Regions from separate parts of the Homo sapiens genome. Here region 1 is linked to region 2. Evidence: chromatin contacts called from ENCODE Hi-C data. All regions are on one chromosome and are shown on one strand. Each heading gives the region's core, a stretch centred on a gene start or an enhancer-like site at or near the end of the contact. The rest is flanking DNA. Distances are from core to core; before and after follow the strand shown.

Region 1 (3,463 bases), core at 732-3,231, 680 kb before region 2:
TTGGCCCAAGTCCAGGCGGGCACAGGGTGAGTCCCGGCTCAGGAGGGTTTTGTGAAGGACACTGAGGGACGCTGTTGCCATCCACTTGGAAACGCTGAGTGCCCCAGAGTGGCAGACACAGTGTCCAGTCCTGGCACTGAAGAGCTTGACTCCCGTCCGTCCCAGCAGCCGTCTCCCATAGTCTGGCGAGGCCGGGAGGCCCAGGCTGCCACACCGCACGCGCCTTCCCTGTGTCCTTCACCCATCTCGCCCCTGAACGGGATGCCCACTCTACGCCCAGCTGGCCAGGCGCCGGAGACAGTGGTGGGCACACTGGACAGAGCTGGGCGTCCCCTTGGGGCAGACTCTTGTCCCTGGGTTACACAGCTTCGGGGGTTGGGTTGGGTGGGGTTGGGGCGGACGTCCCGTGCAGGGCAGGACAGGTCAGGGCGCACTGGTCGGAGCTGGGGCCTGAGGCTACCGGGCGCTGAGGACGGGCGGCAGGTGTCCGCGCACACACCGGGCGCAGCCCTGTCCCCGCTGCCAAACCCTCCGCAGCGGCCGCGCTTACTCCTCGGCCAAGCCTGCTCTGCAGAGGGGGAAACGGAGGCTCCGGCCAGCGGGGCCCCAGCTGGTCAGCGCGTCTCAGCCTAGCGGAAGCCTGCGTCCCTGGGCTTCCCTGGTGCCGCTTCCCCGCTGTCCGCGCCTGGCGCCCTGGGAGCGGGGGTCAGAGTCGTGACCCGAGGAATCTTGGGGCCGATGAAGCAGGAGGACAGGACCCTCCTGGAGCCGGGGGACGACGGTGCCCGGTGCCCGGCAGGTCAGGTGGCGCCGGAATCGCGGGGCAGGGGTCCCTCCGGCCGCGCCCCTTCCCTTCCGCGGCACATTCTGAAGGTTCTGCCGATGGAGAGAGTGGGGCTGGAGAGCGAGATGCTGGACGGGGCCGAGGGACAGGGATCTGCTGTTGGGGAACGGAGGGCTGCGCGGACCACGCACCGGCCCCAATCCCCCAATCGTCCACACCCCTCCTTGTGGCTGGAAACCCTCGGGTACCCCCACCTGCCCCAGGCACCCGTCTCCAACAAGGGCACTTCTGCCCTGTGGGGCCGCTACTGCGCTCTTGAAGCCGGGAGCTTCGCACCTGTGCGCAGAGAAGCCCCGCCCCTCCCAGCGGCCACGCCCCAACAACCACGCCCCCACGCGTGGCCCCGCACGGTCCTCGCCTCGGAGGCAGCCCCACCCCTCTCTTCGGTCCTCTCATGACCACGCCCCTTCTCACCCCGCCCCTGGTGACAGGCCCCGCCCCCGCCGCGGCCCCGCCCCACACGACCACACCCGCCTCGGCCCCGCCCCTCGCCTGGCCCCGCCTTTCATGGCCGCGCCCCGCCCCTGGCCGCGGCCGGTGTCGTCCTCCGTGGGCGCCGGGGCTGCTGCTTTCCTTGGCGTCGCGAGCGAGCGGTGGACTTGCCGGCTGGGTGCAAGCAGGGCGGGCGCGGAGCGGGGCTCATCTGGGGCGGCCGGGCCCCACCTGCAGCCGAGCGACGGACGGCAGGCCCTGTCCTCCCACAGGGACACCTGTCCTTTCCCTTCGCAGGCGTTCTTTTTCTTCAGCTGTTTCCCGCTTCCTGAGATCTGGAGGCCTTCTTTTTGCACAAATATGTTGTTTTGAAACACTGGGCATTGTTCTGAGGCTTCAGTCACGGCCTGCAGCCAAACGCAACTCGCATTTCAACCGAGCGCCCCGGCACTCTGGGGAATTAGGGGAGCGGATGAAAGATTTAAAAATCCACGGTCACTGTGCAGAGATAAGGAAATGTGATTCGTGTGTGGCTCTGAAACATGACTTTTCACTGAACGTCGCGTCCTGGGCATGTTCCCAGGCGATCCTTCACATTCCTAAAGGCCTGGTAATGCACCCATACCTGGAACCCCGGGCCACCCTCCAGAGTGACCTCATCCTCAGCACTGCCTCAGACTCAGACACCCGAAGCTGCAGAGGTGGGACCCCGCATCACAAGTGGGAAGGCGAGGCCTGCCTGGGGTGTGGACTCCCAGCTGCTGGAGGAACATTGTCCTTTGGCTCAGAAGAGAAAGCCAGTTTCTCTTCCGGCCTTTCCAGTTCCAGAGGAGCCCCCAGGGTGTCCCTGGTTTGGGGACAGTTCCCACTTACAAGCTGAAGGAGAATCCCACTCACCATTGGACAGAGGAGAAACAGGCCCAGCGAGGGGAGTGCTTGCCTGTACAGAGTGAGTTGGTGGGGAGGTGGATAAAAGTCTCGGGGTGGGAGAGACCCCCAGGGGTCCAGACTGAGCCCACACCAGGATGGTCGGACGACCCAGGGCCACCTCTGCCCCAGGAGCTCACCTGACAACCCAGGGGGCGGTGAGACCTCCTTGTTGGGGGCATCCTCCTTGATGATGCAAAGCTGCCAGAGCATCCCAGGGACACCCCCAGGGGCTCTGACACCTGCTGTCAGAGTCACTTTCCCCAAAAGGACCTTCTCCTGTAGCCCCCAATGTTGTCCTCAGCTCCCCCACTTCTCTTGATCCACCAGGCTTCATGGCCAAGATGGGTGGGCCCACTGTGTGACTGGGGGTCCCCTGGGGGAGAGTCAGCAGTCTACCCCACCCCTCTTTGAGGGCCCATGGAACCTGGGGATTCCCTTCTGGAACCCACTCCCAGGGAGAAAGCAAAGTACCTGGCCAGGAAGGTGAAGCCCAAAGACAGCCCGAGCCGCTCACCGCCCCCGCCCCGTGTTCTCTGTGAGGGAGCCCCCTGGAAGGGGGTGCTTCTCTGACTCTCCCAAAGTGGGAGAAGCCCACTGGGTGGCACAGAGGCCTCCAGCCTAGGCCCAGAGCAGGGGTGGCTGGCAGAATTCTATTCCCAGCACCCAGGTCACAGCATCACTGCTGCCACTCAAATGCCACAGGACAGACTGGACAGGCGGAGAGAGACAACAGCTTCACCTCCCCTCCTCCTCTAGGCCCCTGGGACCCCAAGGGAGAATCTGAACTCTAGCAGACGAGCCTCTGTCTTTGGCCTAATCATCTACCCACCTGGGAGACCGTTGCCCTCACACAGCATGGCCTGGCAAGGAGAGAGGTGTGGGCCACATCCCAGCCTTCTTGTTAAGTGTGAAGTCCAGGTCCTCCTCCCCCAGCACCTTTCTTTCCCACTCAGCACATTCAGAGCCTGGCTACGGCCACTTCCTTTCTGTTCCAGGTATGGGGGACGTCACACGGCCTTTAGGAACGTGAAGAAACACCTGGGAACACATCCAGGGCACGATGTTTGGCAAAAACACGTTTCAGAGCCGCACGTGAATTTTGTACAAATGTGAATTCTCTCACAAGCATGGATTTTTAAATCTCTCATCCACTCTCCTAATTCCTCAGAGTGCTTGAGCGCTCAGTTGAAATGCATGTTACGTTTGGCTGTGGGCCGTGACTGAAACCTCAGAACAATGCCCAGTCTCTGCCCCCCT
Region 2 (3,716 bases), core at 270-2,769:
CAAATGTGGGTCCGCAACCAGTGGAATGTGTCTGCGCAGAGTGGGGATCACTGCTGCTCATTTCCAAGGCATGGTTTACAGGGCATCAAGTGAAAGTGGACTTGCCACCCCAAAGGGCAATAGTAAATTCCCTCTTTTGTCTTGGCCTTCGGGTAACACCAGGTAGTGCCCTTGGCCAGAAACCTTCAATTGCCAAAGAGTACTCAAGCTGGTTCCCTGGCAGTTCAAAAACGGAAAAGAACCCTGGCTAATTCCTCACCCCTAAGGGCAGTGATGGAAAGATATCTCTTCTCTAGGGCTTCAGGATCCCACTGAAGAGTGGTCTTGGACAGAGCCCTCAGTTTCCGAGTAAAGAACCAGACCATCAAGGGAAGCAGGGAGGGAAAAGAAGGGAGAAATCCCAGTAAAGTCCTGTACGCACAACCGAGGTGCCTGGCGAGGTGTCGGAGCCCCAGCCTCGGGAAGGGGCCGACTCGAGGGCTGGTAAGAACTTACCAATGACAGTATGGGTTTGGAAGAGGAAAGTTTTATTAGGAAGAAAGAACGCTGCAGAGAAGTGCAGTGGGTGCCTCTGCCGGAGGACTCGGCACCACCAGGGATTTTCCTTAGGAGCATTTCTGGACCCCACGGCGGGAGCTGAAGGGTGATTTGCACAACAAATGCTACATTTGTAGACATTCTGGTGCCTTAGTGATGGCAGGGGGTGCACATTGATTTTCATCAGCCACGCATTCTGGAGATGTCTAGAAATTCTAGTTACTTATAAATGTTAGGTTGAAAGGAGGCCTGGAACCAGGTGCCAACTTTAGATGATGGGGAAGTTTAATTACTTCCAAATTCCTCAAATATGGAGCTTTGCCATGGATGGCCTGCCTGATGGTCACCAGGTGGTCTTAGCTGTCCTCAGCCAGCTCACGGGGCCTTCCCAGCTCTGCCTCCTGCCCACCCCCAAGCACACTCCCCTCTGCTCCAGTCAAACCCATGCGCCTGTGCCTTGGCATATGCTGCCCTCTCTGCCAGCAGTGCTTGCTCCTGTCTTTACTCAGCTCCCCCTCACTCCCCAGGGAGTCATCCCAATTGTCCAATGTCCTCAGCTGCCACCAGGCCACTCACCCCATCTGTTGCATCATCTGTTGACTGCCTGTCCTCCCTGGGGCGGGACCCCCTTTATGCAGCTCTGTGTGCCTGGCATGGCATGTGCGAGGGCATAGAAGATCTGGACACAGAGTTGGCTGACTGGTCCCGGAGGGTGGGTGGGCAGCCCTTGGAAAGCCAAGGAGGTGTGTGTGCTTTGTTCCAGAATGGAAGGTGTTGTTTGCTCATCCTTTGTCAAGGTAACCAGGAGAAGCTGTTGCAACCACCAAGGGAGGGTGTTTCCTCAGGCCGAGAGCTTATTGGGAGCTTCGGAGCTACGAACCACAGCAAGCTGCAGGGCAGGCAACTGACCTTTGTCACCCAGGAGTCCAGGGGATAAGGGCCACCTGGCCACGTGGCCAGGCCGTTCCAGCCAAGGCCAGCAGCAGCAGTGCCCTGGGAGTGGCCTCTCGCAGCTGTGAAACGGGAGCTGAGGGCACCACCTGCTCAGCTCAGCCGCCTTTCTGGGCCCTGGGGTGGGCCTGGGCTGGCAGGATGGGGCGTGAAGTCCGGGTCAGGACCCGGGACTGGCCTGCCTTGCCCTCCTGGGCAGGACTGACCTGGGGTTGTCTTAGTTCCCCAGATGAAGTCACCAGCGGAACCAGCCGGCCTGCTACCTGACACACAAGGCCAGGAACTGAGTATCTTTTAAAAGTTTAACTTGTTTTGTTATAACTGATATAAAATAATGCAAACAATTTCTTTGGGTCTGGTGCCTGTCTCACTAAGGCAGGCGAGCCTGTCGCCCTTAGGTGCTGTAGGGAGATGCTGTGCGGTCTGCCAGTCACACGTCCCCACCATGCACCATTTTAATTGAACCCCGGCTAAACCAGCCTATTGGGACATCCAGGCTGCAGGTGGCCATCAGGGCATTTGTCCTTCAACAGGCAGCAGCTGGGTCCCAAAAAGGGGAGGATTGGTGTAAAACCCACTGCCTTAACTGGAGGGCGGGACCCCTGGGCCGTGGGGCCTGTGCATGTGTAATGCAGTGGTGCCTTGAGGGTGTCCGGCACAAGTTGCCCCCTCCAGGTCACGGCCTGAATGGCAGGAGTTGGTTCTGGCAGGTGAGGGTCCTGCAGAACGGATGCCACCCAGTGGCTCCTGATGATAAGCCGTGTCCTGGGGTACCTGTTCTGGTGCTGTGTCCTGGGGTACCTGTTTGGGTGCTGTACCCAGGTCTGGTGTGCCACGAGGGCTGCCACCCATGCCTATGCTGTGACCCCATCCCTGGAACAACCCCTCCCATGCTGAGCCTGCTGCTGCATCCCTGCTCGGCACAGGTACCTATGCCCAGGACTGGGTGTAAAACCAAGTCCTGTGTGGACAGCCTGCCCGTGCAAAGCCAGGAGTCCAGCCAGGTGGAGGCAGGGCTGTCCCTGGACCTCTTATCTGTGAAGTGGAGGCAAGTTCTCCCCTGGGGTGACAGGGCAGAGGTCAGGGGCCACAGGTCATCACAGTAACGAGGGTTGTGGTGGAAAATTCCGGCTCCGCCTCTCCCACCTGGGCCAAGGCCGCCCTGACGCACTCTCCCCTCCCCATGCGACCCCGGCCAGCCCGAGGGTCCTCCCCGACAGGAGTGGGGGGTATGTGGAGCACCTCCCTGGGAGTCGGCACAGCCTCCTAAATGCTGGAGGACTCAGGAGCCACGACATCAGGGATTTCCAGGCAGCCTCCAGGGCTCCTTTCCCCAGGCGCCTCTGGCTGTGGCAAGTTCTTGGCATTGGTGGGTGGGGTGGGGGCAAGAGGTGGGTATAGAATCCAGCACTGCCTTCCTGGCGTTCACTCTGGGTTCCTAGAGGAGAGGAAGCCTTGGCCCCTGAAGACCTTCCCAAGCCCATGCCACAGAGATGTGAGCAGAGACCCCGTGTGGGGTTGGACAGGACAGGCCTGGCCCCCTTTCTGGAGGTGGCTGCAGGGGGCAGGACAGGTAGGGCCACCTCAACTGTGTGGCCCTGGCAGCTGCTTGTCCCACTGGGACCCCACGTCCTCATCTGCACAGCAGGGACACGCACTGGGGCAGCGAGGCCCACGGTGACTTGTGGGGAGAGGGCAACAGTGACTTGTGGGGAGAGGGCAACAGTGACTTGTGGGGAGAGGGCGACTGTGACCTGTGGGGAGAGGGCAGCTGCCCATTGCCGCAGTTTCTGGGCTTTGCTCCTGGGCCCCCGACCTGTCCCCCACCAAACTGGAGGGCCCCAGCACCCCAATTCCAGGACAGCCCATCACCCTCTTCTCCCAAGTGACTGTAGAATCTGAACCGGAAAGTAGAACAGATGATGAAGAAGATGCCCGGGCAGGTGTGGCCTCAGACTCTGCTGGGGCTGGCCCCATCTGCCGCCCCTGCCCTGCCTTCATGAGGCCAGCATTCTGGATACTGGGGAGTTCTGCTGGGGAAACAGCACCCTCCACACATCTCAGTGGTGATCAGTGGGTGCGGGGTGCATTGCAGCTCCCAGAATATGTGTGTCCTAGAACTAACCTCTGTGAAACTGACCTTGTACTAGGGTCTTTGCCAACGTGATCAGGTTAAGGGCATACTGGATGAGGGTGGGCCCTAGCCCAGATGAGGTAGGAGGCCAGCA

What was found. A loop is a pair of places that touch in the nucleus more often than their neighbours do. Pooled maps may share reads with other maps.
Region 1: a pooled map of psoas muscle shows a loop between it and region 2 (2.7-fold over the local background). The contact joins two enhancer-like sites. A Hi-C loop is called at or near these places in 1 of 50 pooled maps.

The regions. Positions count from the first base shown.
Region 1 is chr2:241,539,094-241,542,556 of GRCh38, reverse strand. No RefSeq gene overlaps it. Among named protein-coding and RNA genes, the nearest start is that of BOK, 18 kb to the left of the region's middle. RefSeq lists silencers at 1,061-1,250, 1,261-1,380 and an enhancer at 1,561-1,610. Within about 2 kb of position 1,981, at least 11 of the 41 ENCODE cell types and tissues checked have a DNase peak (open chromatin) inside an H3K27ac peak, as active enhancers do.
Region 2 is chr2:240,855,299-240,859,014 of GRCh38, reverse strand. No RefSeq gene overlaps it. Among named protein-coding and RNA genes, the nearest start is that of AGXT, 12 kb to the left of the region's middle. Within about 2 kb of position 1,519, at least 2 of the 41 ENCODE cell types and tissues checked have a DNase peak (open chromatin) inside an H3K27ac peak, as active enhancers do.